Regions from separate parts of the Homo sapiens genome. Here regions 1 and 3 are each linked to region 2. A link is a contact called in ENCODE Hi-C or POLR2A ChIA-PET data. All regions are on one chromosome and are shown on one strand. Each heading gives the region's core, a stretch centred on a gene start or an enhancer-like site at or near the end of the contact. The rest is flanking DNA. Distances are from core to core; before and after follow the strand shown. Region 1 holds the start of ZBTB8B (zinc finger and BTB domain containing 8B). Region 2 holds the start of EIF3I (eukaryotic translation initiation factor 3 subunit I). Region 3 has its middle 32 kb from the start of KHDRBS1.

What was found. A loop is a pair of places that touch in the nucleus more often than their neighbours do. ChIA-PET counts read pairs that join two places held with the same protein, here RNA polymerase II (POLR2A). Pooled maps may share reads with other maps.
Region 1: a loop to region 2 is called in a pooled map, with 2.7 times the contacts of the local background. The contact joins the promoter of ZBTB8B here to the promoter of EIF3I in region 2. A Hi-C loop is called at or near these places in 1 of 50 pooled maps. POLR2A ChIA-PET finds 5 or more read pairs at or near these places in 2 of 52 experiments (WTC11 and activated B cell).
Region 3: a loop to region 2 is called in a pooled map, with 3 times the contacts of the local background. The contact joins the enhancer-like site here to the promoter of EIF3I in region 2. A Hi-C loop is called at or near these places in 2 of 50 pooled maps. POLR2A ChIA-PET finds 5 or more read pairs at or near these places in 2 of 52 experiments (activated CD8-positive, alpha-beta memory T cell and common myeloid progenitor, CD34-positive).

The regions. Positions count from the first base shown.
Region 1 is chr1:32,462,427-32,467,097 of GRCh38, forward strand. It overlaps ZBTB8B (zinc finger and BTB domain containing 8B), which reads left to right and starts at 2,646. Exons shown (of 4, transcript NM_001145720.2): 1 at 2,646-2,679.
Region 2 is chr1:32,221,157-32,225,996 of GRCh38, forward strand. It overlaps EIF3I (eukaryotic translation initiation factor 3 subunit I), which reads left to right and starts at 1,251. Exons shown (of 11, transcript NM_003757.4): 1 at 1,251-1,288; 2 at 1,382-1,474; 3 at 2,878-2,965; 4 at 3,254-3,319. The coding sequence starts at 1,286. It overlaps TMEM234 (transmembrane protein 234), which reads right to left and starts at 1,197. Exons shown (of 5, transcript NM_019118.5): 1 at 1,151-1,197; 2 at 711-862; 3 at 1-41. The coding sequence starts at 1,166. RefSeq lists enhancers at 470-1,669, 946-1,579.
Region 3 is chr1:31,979,515-31,984,193 of GRCh38, forward strand. No RefSeq gene overlaps it. Among named protein-coding and RNA genes, the nearest start is that of KHDRBS1, 32 kb to the right of the region's middle. Within about 2 kb of position 2,042, at least 6 of the 41 ENCODE cell types and tissues checked have a DNase peak (open chromatin) inside an H3K27ac peak, as active enhancers do.

The DNA.
Region 1 (4,671 bases), core at 1,396-3,895, 240 kb after region 2:
TCCTCACTTCTGATGCTTTCTCTGCTGCTATGATGATCAAAAGTCCTCAGCACCTGAGCTGGCCTTTGGGAACCAGGTGGCAAGGACAGCCACACTAACAGGAAAGATGTAACTGCTGCTGTCCCTCTCTGGGTATCCAGCTTTACAAGAAATAGGTAAACTACTTTTCTTTGATAGATAGTATAGTGGTGTTTGGCTGACATTTTACCTTCTAAAATTATTAAGTTATCTTTAGAGTGAACTGCAATTACATTTTTGACAAGCTCTAAAATATATCCTAAACAAACCCCTCCATCTCTACCACCTCTACCCTATCCCCAGTTATCAGCATCTATCAGCAGGGGAGAGATCATATCTTATCTCTTCCCTGCTTAAGATCCTTCGAAGGTGTCCCTTCACATTCATAAGAAAAAATCCAAACTCCTTAAGGTGGCCTACAAATTCCTACATAATCTGGCCTTTGCTTCTCTATCCATTCATATTTCCTGTCGCTTGGACTGGCTACATAATTTGTGGGGCCCAATGCAAAATGAAAATGCAGAGCTCCTTGTTCAAAAACTACTAAGAATTTTAAGAGGGCAATGGCAGAGCATTAAACCAGGCATCAGCCCTTTCCTTTTTTTTAATTTTTAAAATATTTATTTAGATTTTCTTTTTGTTAGTAATTAAATCTTTCTTCTTCTTCTTCTTCTCCTCCTCCTCCTTCTCCTTCCTCTCCTTCCTCTTCCTCTTCTTCTTCTTCCCTCTTCCCTCTCTCCTCCTCCTCGTCCTCCTCCTCCTTGAAACAGTGCAGTGGCACAATCTCAGCTCACTGCAACCTCCACTTTCCATGTTCAAGTGATTCTCATGCCTCAGCCTCCCGAGTAGCTGGGATTACAGGTATGTGTCACCATGCCCAGCTAATTTTTGTATTTTTAGTAGACACTGGGTTTTGCCATGTTGGCCAGGCTGGTCTCAAGTGATCCGCCCGCCTCAGCCTCCCAAAGTGCTGGGATTACAGGTGTAAGCCACCGCACCTGGCTCTTTTTTTGTTTTGTTTTGTTAAGTATAAAACCTCACCTGGAAGCACCAGCCCTTTCTGAGTGTGCGGGCCTGTGCCACTGCGTGGGTTGCACGTCCATTAAGCTGGTCTACCTGCCATCCACTTCCTCAACCCAATGGCATTCTCCTGTTTCTTAGATATGTACCAACCGGTTTTCTGTTTTATCTTAGCATGGCTCACTACTCCTCATTAGGGTCTCTCAGCGAAGGGGGTAGCCTTTTTTTTTTTTTTTTTTTTTTTTGAGACAGAGTCTTGCTCTGCTGCCCAGGCTGGAGTGCAGTGGCCAGATCTCCACTCACTGCAATCTCTTTGGTTCAAGCATTCTCCTGCCTCAGCCTCCCAAGTAGCTGGGATTACTGGCCCACGCCCGGCTAATTTTTGTATTTTTAGTAGAGATGGGGTTTCACCATGTTGGCCAGGCTGGTCTCGGACTCCTGACCTCAGGTGATCCACCCGCCACCACTCCAGCCTGGGCAACAGAGTCTGAGACTCCGTCTCAAAAAAAAAAAAAAAAAAAAAAAAAAAGTCATACTGGCATAGAGTGAACCCCTAATCCAATATGACTGGTATCCTTATAAAAATACTTTTTTTTTGGAGACGGAGTCTCTCTCTGTCGCCCCAGGCTGGAGTGCAGTGGCGCGATCTCGACTCACTGCAACCAAAAGGAGACATTTTGACATGGAGACATATACAGGGAATATGCCCTGTGAACATGAAGATGGCCATATGCAAGCCCAGGAGAGAAGCCTGGAAGAGACCGTTTCCTCACAGCGCTCAGAAGGAAAGAACCCTGCCAACATCTTGCTTTCAGATGCCCCCAGGATTGTCAGACAATAAGATCTGTTATTGACGCCACCGGGTTGGTGATACTTAGGTACAGCAGCCCTAGCAAACGAATACACCCCCATGAGAACTAAGCTCCCTGAGAGCGGTAAGCTGCCTTGTCTTGCTCACAGCTGACAAGAACACGCCTGTACGGTCACTTAGCACCTAGTACTGCCATTTAACCGTTTCACTAGTATGTATGAACCGGAGAGCCTGTCAAGGGAAGAGCTGAATCTTTTATCTTTTGTAACGACTACCCAGTGAAAGAAACCGCGGGTATGCAATAAAAACCTGTTGAATCGATTAAACCATTTCCCTTATTTCCAGATTTTTGCGGAAAGCGCCAGTAGGTGAAATATGTGCGGACTGATGAGTCAAAGCTCTTATTCCCTGGACTGCATTAATACCCACGACGTGCTTTTCGCTCTCCAGACAAAGAGACCGGTACTTGGCAGGTCCCTCAAGTGGGACTCAAAAGACCGAACCGAGCTGCAGCCTTTCGCTAGCACTGGTCCTCGCCCCTTTTGGCATCTTGGTACTTGTAGTTTTGTCCACTCTATCTTTACCCGAAAAGCCAGCGCTGAGACCACAACTCCCATCACCCTGCGAGCACCAGCGCCTTCAGAGCGCATCCTCCGAGGGGCACCAGCGCCATTGACCACCCTGCTGGCCGAAGGGCCCGCCTTCCCGAGGCCAGGCGCTCCCGCGATTGGCCAGCCGCCCCGCCTCTCATCGGAGGGCGCCAGGTGAATGAAAGGGGGGCGTGTCGGTGCGCGGTGCTCCGTGGCTGCGCTGCTGGAACCCGCTGGAAGGTGAGCGCGAAGAAGCGGGTTGGCGCTGCCGCTTTCGTTGGTTTGGGGAGGATTCCTAGCACCCGGGAGGCTGGCTGGAGATTGGGGTTAGCGGGCAGGGTTGCCCCCACTCAGTCATCCTCCTTCGGACCGCTTGGCCCTGGCAACTCCTGGGACCTCCGCCCCGCGAGCCCTTCTAGCGTGGGGAGGGGCAGGCGCGGCCGTGGGGCCCCAGCTTCCCTGTCATTGGGTGTCCTCCGCGTCGTCCAGCCGGGGGTCGCGGCGCCGACTACTTCCACGGTGAATGGTGCCCAGGCGTGGGGGGCTCGGCCACACTGGAGAAGTGCCAGCGGCAGCGATGGCCACTTTGTCCGCGGGAGGCCATGGGAGGGGCTAGGCCTTGGGGTCCCACCCTCGGGGGCCGTGCCCTGTAGCTGGTTCTGGTGGCCTCTCTGCAGGTCGTCTGATGCTGGACGGGGGAGGGTCTGTCTTGCGAGCAGTTTAGATGCAGTTGACCCTGAAATTCTTCGTATGGAAATGGAAACTTCTCCAGTGTCCTTCTCCTCCGATCCATGCCTAAAAGAAAGGAGTGACTTCCCCAACCTGTCGCATCGTGTCCTGGAGGGTTTGAGGAGGCCGGTTAGCATAGTGGTTAAGGATGTCAACCCGGGAGTCAGTCGGATCTCTGTTCTATTACTAACTTGGTGATGTTATCTGCATCTTTGAATCTCAGTTCCTCCTCTGAAAAAGAGGATGTAGTTAGAGTATCTGTCGTACTGGATTATTGTGAGGTGAAAACTAATGTGCTTGTAAAAGCCAGGCATGGTGGCGCGCACCTGTAGTCCCTGCTACTCGGGAAGCTAAGGTTGGGAGGATCTCTTGAGCCCAGGAGTTCCAGGCTGCATTGAGGTAGGATCGTGCACTCCAACCTGGGCAACCGAGCAAGACCGTGCCTTTTAAAAATTTTAATTTAAAAAGTAAAATGAATATGCTTGTACTTTGTACAGTGTTTTATAAGGAATAGTGCTTAATATTTACTAAAATTGAGGAGCAGGTTTTTGTTATTCTCAGGTTGGTGGGACTGGAGGAGTCTTGTCAGAAAGGGTCGGAGGTGGAATTCAAGGCTGCTTTTGGCCTCTGAACAGAGACAGTTGTGTGATCTGGCTAGGACTCCCTCAAGGGTATATGAGAGTTTGTATTGCAGGTAGTTGTGTTGGCATCTGCTGTCTCCTGGAGGACAGGCACTATACTTGGTTCATTTTTCTATTCCTGGCATCTTCCTTGTGTCAGGCATTGTATGTAGCCGGTAACCGTTGAATTGAGTTGGAACCGTGGGATGGTTGGGAGGTTCCCTGCCAGAGTGCGGATAAATGTGCTTCTGAGAGCAGTCTGCCCTAAGAGCTGCTCTTCTGGGATAAGTGGTGATCCTCAGCACTTCCCGGGGCAGCAGAGCACTTCAGGCAAATGGGGGTGATATAAATAAATATTTACACAATATATACCAAGTACAGGATTGGGGAAAATTTTGAAGAAAATACTATACGGATAGACTTTTGCAACGTCAGGAAGTAGAATAAAAATAATTGCAATAGAATAAAAAATAATTTCAGTAAGAAAGCCAAAAGAAATTGGTTTTAGGTGCTATTTCTGGAAAGGAGGCTTTTCCAGTGAAAGACGGAAGTGCCCTGGGAAGAGCCCCTATAGATCAGACCATACTACAAGTTAAGAAGTGTTGTGCGTACTTACATATTTATCTACCTGGCTTACCAACTCCTTACCCCTCTGCCCTGCCTCCTTTTTTTCTTAGTTAACAAAGAAAAAAGCCAAGGCAGAAGGATCACTTGAGTCCAGGAGTTCAAGACCATTGAGACCAGCCAGGGCAACATAGTGAGACCCCATCTCTACAAAAAAATGTTTTCAGAATTAGCTGAGTGTGGTGCTGCATGCCTGTAGTCACAGCTACTTGGGAGGCTGAGGTAGGAGGATTGCTTGAGCCTGGGAGGTCGAGGCGGC
Region 2 (4,840 bases), core at 1-2,500:
AGAAGGGATCCACACTGGTTGAGGAGAAAGGGCATCAGGTACTGGAAAGAGGAGAAACCTGCAGTCAGTGTGATGGCCTGACTGAGCAGCACTGCCTTCTTTGAGCTCCTAGCGAATGTCTTTCCTTGGAGGGAGGCAGGGTTATAAGGACCCAGAGAACACTAATCCCTCTAAGGAGGATCCTTCCAGGGCAAAGAGGGAAACAGACTGAAGTCTGTGCCTTTGCTCAAACTACCCTCTCCCTCACCTCTGCTAGTTCCCATCCTGCAAGGCCTTGAAGCCAATGTCAGCCCCTCCAGGAAGCCTTCCCCAAGTCCTCCAGCTCCAGCCTTCCTCCTCTGAACTCCTCCCCTGCAGGGCCAATTTGAGCCCCAAGCCCTCCCTCTGGAAAGGCTCACAAATGTTGCCTTATGTAACTGAAGGAATCACAATAAAATGTGAATAATGGCAGCCATAGATTGAGCACTTACTATGTTCTAGGCCTAATGCTAAGTGCTCTACGTATCTCACCTAATTCCTGCAACTGACCTATCAGATGGTTATTATTATAATCGCCATTTACAGATGATGAAACTGAGGCTCAAGGACAACTGACTTTTCCGAGAATTTCTAGTGAGTAAGTGGTGGGGCTGACCCAGACCTGTTTGACTCCAAAGACCAAATTCTTGGCGGCAACTCCACCGAGAGAGGGGCCTTTCACAGAGACGCACCTCAGTATTCAAGAAGAGGGTCTTCATCTCCTGTAGCAACTGCTGGGCCCAGGTCGGCTCATGAACCCGCTGCAGGCCGGCGGAGGCCCGCTTCAGCAGCGGCTGCGTGCCACCCCACAGAGCGGCCACCAGCACCAGAGCCAACACCTGCCCTGAATGCAGACGAGTGAGTCACCCTGACCCCCACCCCAAACGGCCGCCCACCCCGCCCTCTCCTGGCCTTCTAGCCCCAGCTAGCCGCCCCCACTTCCCTCCTTCGCTCTCTTCGCCTCGGCTGCGACTGGCGGCTAAGGCAGGCCCAGGGAAGCTAGGGAGATGAATCCAGGAGTCCGGCCTCTGGGGTTGTAGCAGGGGTCGGGGTTAGAGGGTGGATGTGGAGCAGGAAATGAATTCGAGGCGAGGGTCGGGAAATCCATGGAAGGGCGGGGCCGGCTACCTACCCAGAGACGCCGCCATGGCAACGCCGCTGTCTTCTACTTCCGGGAACGAAGGGGCGGAGACCCATAATCCGGAAGTGACCTCGAAACCTTTTCCGGTCTTACTCACGTTGCGGCCTTCCTCGCGTCACAGCCGGGATGGTGAGTTTCAGAGTTAGGGGTATTGCAGTGGGGGTCCTGGGCTGAGGCTGGGGCCCAATTCCGAGCACTGACGTTACTGTCTTGTCCCCACAGAAGCCGATCCTACTGCAGGGCCATGAGCGGTCCATTACGCAGATTAAGTATAACCGCGAAGGAGACCTCCTCTTTACTGTGGCCAAGGACCCTGTGAGTGTTGGCTGGAGGGGGTCCGGGAGGGGCGGGATCCTTCTGCCAGGACGATGGGTGGACACGCCAGTTTTGCCGTTAGCGGGGAACCAAAGAGCAGCCCATTGTGAGAAGTAGGGAGAGGCCATGCCGGGGGTAGGTTGGCGAAAGTATTCTACCGGGAAAGGTGGGGAAGAACTCTATTGGCCGAGTGCGGTGGCTCACGCCTGTAATCCCAGCACTTTGAGAGGCCGAGGTGGGAGGGTCGCTTGAGCCCAGGAGTTGGAGACCAGCCTGAGCAACGTAGTAAGACCCATCTCTACACACAAAAAAATTAGCCTGACATGGTGGCCTCGCGCCTGTGGTCTCAGCTACTTCGGAGTCTGAAACGAGAGGATCGCTTGAGCGCGGTGAGCTGAGATCGTGCCACTGCACTCCAAGAAAAGCAAGAGACCACTGTGGAAAGGGGATAAAGATGAGGGTCAGCTTGCCCAGAGAACGGGATGCGACCTTTAGGGATAATCTAATCTTTCTACCAGGATAGGTGCAGGCTGTGTTATTCAGACACAGGGAACTTAATGAGGGTGTCTCTAGTCTCATTTTAAGTCAATCCCATCCTGCTACTCAATGCCAAACAATCCCTCATGATACTGCCTTTTGAGGCACCTGGCCATTTTATTTTATTTTTTCTTGAGACGGAGTCTCGCTCTGTCGCCTAGGCTGGAGTGCAGTGGCGCGATCTCGACTCACTGCAACCTCTGCCTCCCAGGTTCAAGCGATTCTCCTGCCTCAACCTCCCTAGTAGCTGGGACTACAGGCTCGTGCCACCATGCCCAGCTAATTTTTTGTATCTTTAGTAGAGATGGGGTTTCACCATGTTGGACAGGCTTGTCTTGAACTCCTGACCTCAGGTGATCCGCCTGCCTCGGCCTCCCAAAGTGCTAGGATTACAGGCATGAGTCACCACACCCGGCCTGGCCATTTTCAAGATGAGAAAACTGAAGTTCAGAGGAGAGAAGCACTGTATTTGAGATCATATAGTGAGACAGTGGCAGAGCAGGCACCAGAACCCAGACTTCCTTACTACCAGCTGCTCCCACTTGGATAAGACATCAGAGATACTGTTTTTCTGGACTGGAGCTCAACTTGGCCTTTTATTCTTTGGAGCCGTTGGGAGTCCCAGGAGAGCTGGAGCTAACAAATGAGGATGCCTTTACAAGCCGCCTGACTCCTCTGTTGCTTCCCTTCAGGAAGGGAGGAGAATCCAGGAGTTGGTCTTTTTACCAGCTCCCTGCTGTTTCCCAAGAAATAAACAGAAGAGGGCAGAATCAGCCTTGCTACAGGCTGCTGAGGGTTCCTGGGGCAAAATAGGAAGCCATTGCTCTTACTGGGATGTGTACTATCCTGTGGTTTGACTTTTCCAGATCGTCAATGTATGGTACTCTGTGAATGGTGAGAGGCTGGGCACCTACATGGGCCATACCGGAGCTGTGTGGTGTGTGGACGCTGACTGTATCCTTATTTTGGGTCTGAGTCCGTGTTGCTAGGGTCTGTCAGCGATGGAGAGGCTGAGTTGGGAGTTGGGAGTTGGGGGTGCTGTTGAGGGCCTAGAGAACGATACCTCCTACTCCCTGGTCTCTTCACTGACTGAGGAAACATTCAGGACAAATTCCAGTTCTGGATAAGGAGGTAAGAGGGGTAGAAAGGCTCTTTGGGGCTGAACAGGGAGATGATTCACTTGGCATCCCAAGAGGACAAGGGCTCGGGTGAACTTCGTCATATTTCTTAACAACTCTTCAGGGGACACCAAGCATGTCCTCACTGGCTCAGCTGACAACAGCTGTCGTCTCTGGGACTGTGAAACAGGTAAGCTGGGTTCATTCACCTTTTTAGCAAATATTGAGGACCTACAGTGTACCTGTTTGAGTAAACAGGTCCTAGGAAAATAGAGATGAAATCCATAGATAGTTTCCAGTCTAGGGAATAAGAGACAAGAAAGATAGATGAGAAAATACACGCCATGGTAGAGGAAGCATAGATTAAGTTTTCTTTTTTTTTTTTTTTTTCTTTTTCTTATTTTGGAGACAGAGTCTCACTGTCACCCAGGCTGGAGAGCAATGGCACTATCTCGGCTCACTGCAACCTCTGTCTCCCGGGTTCAAGGGATTCTCCTGTCTCAGCCAGCCCCAGTAGCTGGGATTATAGGCGCACGCCACCATGCTTGGCTGATTTTTTTTTTTGAGACAGATTCTCTCGCTGTGTCACCCAGGCTGGAGTGCAGTGGCACAATCTTGGCTTACTGCAACCTCCGCCTCCCAGGTTCAAGTGATTCTCCTGCCTCAGCCTCCCAAATAGCTGGGATTACAGACATGCGCCATCACACCTGGCTAATTTTTGTATTTTTAGTAGAGACAGGGTTTCACCATGTTGGCCAGACTGGTCTCAAACTCCAGACCTCAGGTAATCCACCCACCTCGGCCTTCCAAAGTGCTGGGATTACAGGCATGAGCCACTGCACCTGGCCACCAGCTAATTTTTGTATTTTTAGTAGAGACAGGGTTTCACCATGTTGGCCAGGCTGGTCTCGAACTCCTCAGCTCAAGTGATCCACCCGCCTTGGCCTCCCAAAGTGCTGAGATTACAGGCACAAGCCACTGTGCCCAGCCTAAGCTGTTCTGTTTAGTGCCAGGTCTATGCTGGGTACTGGGGACATGGAGGGAAATCAGATCAGGTCTTTGCTGTGGAGAAGCACAGTCTGAGGGAGAGACAGATATATTGCAGTCTACGTATGAGTAGTGCCACATTAGCAGGATGTCTGAGGAAAGAGTCTAGGTAAGAAGTTAAAATACTTGGCCAGGTGTGGTGGCTCACGCCTGTAATCCCAGCACTTTGGGAGGTTGAGGCAGGTGGATCACCTGAGGTCAGGAGTGCAAGACCAGCCTGGCCAACATGGTGAAACCCCGTCTATTAAAAATACAAAAATGAGCCAGGCATGGTGGTGGGCACCTGTAATCCCATCGACTCAGGAGGCTGAGGCAGAAGAATCGCTTGAAAGGTTGCAGTGAGCCGAGATCACACCATCGCACAGCAGCCTGCAGGACAAGAGCGAAACTCCATCTCAAAAAAAAAAAGGCCGGGCGCGGTGGCTCACACCTGTAATCCCAGCACTTTGGGAGGCTGAGGCGGGCGGATCACGGGTCAGGAGATCAAGACCATCCTGGCTAACACGGTGAAATCCCGTCTCTACTAAAAATACAAAAAATTAGCGGGGCATGGTGGCAGGCGCCTGTAGTCCCAGCTACTTGGGAGGCTGAGGCAGGAGAATGGCGTGAACCCGGGAGGCGGAGCTTGCAGTGAGAGCCGAGATTGCACCACTGCACTCCAGCC
Region 3 (4,679 bases), core at 792-3,291, 240 kb before region 2:
AAAAAATTAAAAAACGGCTGGGCATGGTGGCTCACACCTGTAATCCCAGCACTTTGGGAGGCTGAGGCGGGCAGATCACGAGGTCAGGAGATCGAGACCATCCTGGCTAACATGGTGAAACCCCATCTCTACTAAAAAATATAAAAAAATTAGCCGGGCATGGTGGCGGGCGCCTGTAGTCCCAGCTACTCGGGGGGCTGAGGCAGGAGAATGGCGTGAACCTGGGAGGCAGAGCTTGCAGTGAGCCGAGATCGCGCCACTGCACTCCAGCCTGGGCGACAGAGCGAGACTCCATCTCAAATAAATAAATAAATAAATAAATAAATAAATAAATAAATAAATAAAAATAAAACAACTTAGAATTTCCTCAGAAAGCCTTCCTCATCAGTTCTTCCGACTCCACTCTTGCTATTATGACAATTATTATCAGAAGGACTTCTGCACATAAATACCTAATAATAGCAACTAACATGTACTAAGATGTACTAAGTGCTATCAGCCCATCGCTGAGCTATTTGCAATACAGAAACCATCTCATTTAATTTTTACATCCACCTTGTAAGATATGTGCTACCGATATATAGAATATGTTGTGATTGGTAGCCCTGGACTGTACCATGAAGCGACCTTAGGAGCAATTACTTTATCCATTTCCATGGAAAAAAGTGAGGCTCGGAAAGGATAAATTACTAGCTTAAGTTCACACAAGCAAGCAAAAGGCAGAGACGAAACCTAAACCCAGGTATGACCAACCCCAAAGCCTATATTCTCTCTCTGTCTCTCTTTTTTTTTTTTTTTTTTTTTGGAGACAGAGTCTTGCTCCATTGCCCAGGCTGGAGTGCAGTGGCGCAATCTCGGCTCACTGCAACCTCCACCTCCCAGGTTCAAGTAATTCTTCTGCCTCAGCTTCCCAAGTAGCTGGGACTACGGGTGCCCATCACCATGCCCAGCTAATTTTTGTATTTTTAGTAGAGACGGGGTTTCACCATGTTGGCCAGGCTAGTCTCGAACTCCTGACCTCAGGTGATCCACCCAACTCAGCCTCCCAAAGTGCTGGGATTACAGGCATAAGCCACCTTGCCTGGCCAAAGTCTATATTATTAAGATTGCAATATTTTACTATGTCCCAGGTATGTGCAGTTCCAGAGTTAGGTAGTAGCTGGAGGAGTTTCTGAATTTTCTGTGTAACGTGGTTATATACGTGCTAGAATCGCAGTCAGTGAACTTAATATGCAAATGAAATACTCTGTACACTGTAAACAATGTTACCTCTCAAGTTTTTGCAGCAAACACCACCATTATCCCTTTGGAGTTAAACCCGCTTGGCTACCACCCTTGCTGTCAAACCCCCATGAGATGCCAAACACTTGAAAAGGGTTTCATCGGAGATGTCAGTGTGAGATTAAGAACACACAACAGATGAAATAGAGAAAACAAGGGAATTCACTAGCAGTTACTGGTAAGACGCTCAGGCTATTAGCCTGTCACACTCCCCACTGCCAGCAAAGCCATCTTTAGCCACTTGGAAACCTGGCCTTGCTTTCACTTCCTTTGTGAAATGTCCCGGGTGGTATTTTCCCCACAGTGTAAACAAGTCCTTTTACATTAATCAATTCATTTAATTCTCACAAAAACACTATAAAGTAAGTACTGTTATCATCTCCATTTTACAGATGACGTAACTGAGGCACAGAGAGTCTAAGCAGTTTGCTCAAAGTCACATGTGACATATGGCAGTGCTAGATTCAAACCCTTAAGTTACTGCGGAATCTGTGCTCTCAAAAACTACTACTCAGGCTGGGCGCAGTAGCTCACAGCTGTAAACCCAGCACTTTGGGAGGCTGAGGCAGGCAGATCACCTGAGGTCAGCAGTTCGAGACCAGCCTGGCCAACGTGGCAAAACCCCGTCTGTACTAAAAATACAAAAAAATTAGCCGGGCATGGTGGTGCATGACTATAATTCCAGCTACTCAGGAGGCTGAGGCAGGAGAATCACCACTTGACCTGGGAGGCAGAGGTTGCAGTGAGGTGAGATCACACCACTGCACTCCAGCCTGTGCGACAAAGTGAGACTCCGTGTCAAAAAAAAAAAAAAAAACCACATACACACACACAAAAACCCCTACTACTCTGTAGTTTGACAACAAAGCTAAATGAAGATAATTAGAAAATCCACTATTGCACCAGAATTGCAAAAGGGCTGTGGAGATATGTTTTTTTGTAGAATCTATGTGCTTTAGTAATGTGGAAGGGAGATCTCCCACCAAAATGTGTGGTGAGGTAGGCCTGGGTCACTCCCCAGACCAGGATCCCCCAGGCTCCAGGCTTTCATCTTAGCCCTGTAGTAACCCCCTCAGAAAAAGAATGCTTCTTTCCCATTTGTTCCAGCAAAAATCCTAAGATTGCTCTGATCAACTACCTTGGTTCTGTGCTTAACATTGACCCAGTTACAGAACTAAAGGATGGAATATGCTGACTTGTCGGGCCTGGGTGATATGCACATCCTTCTCTGCAGCCACACCCCAACACACGGAGCAAGAATGGAGAGATGGCTCCTAGCGAAAACTAGACTACTGAGAGGAGGGGAAAGAATGCTGAGCAGGCAAAACAACAGATGATCCAGGGATTCAGGCATTGACACTGGTAATTATAAGCCAGTGTGATAAATGACTTGACAGGAAGGAACTGGCACTGGAAGACAGCAGAGGAAACACCTAAACCAGAGGAAGTGGCATGTAAGCTGAGACCCAAGGAGGAGGTATCCAGGGCAAAGAGGGTGTGGGGTGGGGAAAGGAAACAGGCTGTGCATATTTTTATTTCCTTCCCTCCCTCCCTCCCTCCCTCCCTCCCTTCCTTTTTTTGAGACAGAGTCTCGCTCTGTCACCCAGGCTGGTATGCAGTGGCGTGATCTCGGCTCACTGCAACCTCCGCCTCCCAGGTTCAAGGGATTCTCCTGCCTCAGCCTCCCAAGGAGCTAGGATTATAGGCGCCTGCCACCACCCCTGCCTAATTTTTGTATTTTTAGTAGAGACAGGGTTTCACCATGTTGTCCAGGCTAGTCTCGAACTCTTAACCTCCAGTTATCCACCTGCCTCGGCCTCCCAAAGTGCTGAGATTACAGGTGTGAGCCACCACGCCTGGCCACATTTCTTGAAATGTGTGAGATTGGGGCCTAAACATTCACAGAGTCCGTGAGGATGAAGATGATGGGCCAGTCTGGGTGCCCTGGAGTGGCCTGAGCAGAAAGGAAGGAAAATGGATTAGGGGCTGAAGAGGAGATGAAGCTTTTAGTTTGGATATTGATCCTGAGGGGCACATGGGTCATTCTGTTAGAGATATCAAAGAGCCAGCTGAATATGTGGGTATGGCATTTGGGAGCAGGATCTCTGGACAGAGATCTGGGTGTGATCAGCACAAGGATGACCATTGAATGACCATCAGTTAAGGTCATCAAATGGTTACTGAGTGTAGGAGAGACATCCTTGGGTGAGGGGACCAAGTGGGAACAGACTCTTCAACAAAGACATCCAGATGGCCAAATAGCACAAGAAACAAGCATGTAAAAACATTATTACTGGCCGGGCTTGATGGCTCATGCCTGTAATTCCAGCACTTTGGGAAGCCGAGGCGGGCAGATCACTTGAGGCCAGGAGTTCAAGACCAGCCTGGGCAACATAGCCCGACCTCATCTCTACAAAAAACTTAAAAATTAGCCAGATGTGTTGGCATGCACTTGCAGTCCCAGCTACCCAGGGAGCTGAGGCAGGAGGATTGCTTGAGCCTGGGAGGTTGAGGCTACAATGAGCCATGATCATGCCACTGCACCCCAGCCTCGGCAACAGAAAAAGACCCTGTCTCAAAACAAAAAATATTATTACTTATTACTATGTGGGTAGATACATTAAAACAGTGAGATACCACTACGTACCTATCAGAATGGCTGAAATTTGAAATTAAAACGACTGACAATATTAACAACTGGAATTCTCATACACCACTGAAAGGAGTGTAAACTGGTACAACCACTTTGGAAAACTGGCGGTATTTACTAAAACTAAACATACGTATCCCCTCTGACCTAGCAGTTCCACTCAAATATATATAGCCAAGAAAAATAAATGGTTGAGTCTACCAAAAAGACATATGTAAAAGAATGTTTGTAACAGCATTATTCAGAATAACCAAAAGCTAGAAACAACCCAAATGCCTCCATTGTTATATGTTCATTTGATAGAATACTATACCACATACATAAAAAAACAAGTACTAAGTACTAACATGGATGAATTTTATAGCTATAATATTGAGTGAAAGAAGCCAGAACAAAAATAATGTACACCATGCAATTCCATTTAGAAAAATCTCAAAAACAGGTATAGTTAGTTGATGGTAATGGAGGTCAGAAATAATCGTTTCTATTGTGACAGGGGGTATGTCTGAAAGGCGGCCAAGAGAACCTTCTAGGGTCCTGGAAATAATCCGGATTTTGATCTGGTTGATGGTTATACAGGTATATACATGTATAAAACTTCAAGTTGGGTGTGGTGGTATGTGCCTATAGTCCCAGCTACTCAGGAGCCTGAGGAAAGAGGATTGCTTGACCCAAGGAGTTTGAGGCTGCAGTAAGCTATGATTGCACCTGTGAATAGCCACTATACTCCAGCCTGGGCAACATAGCA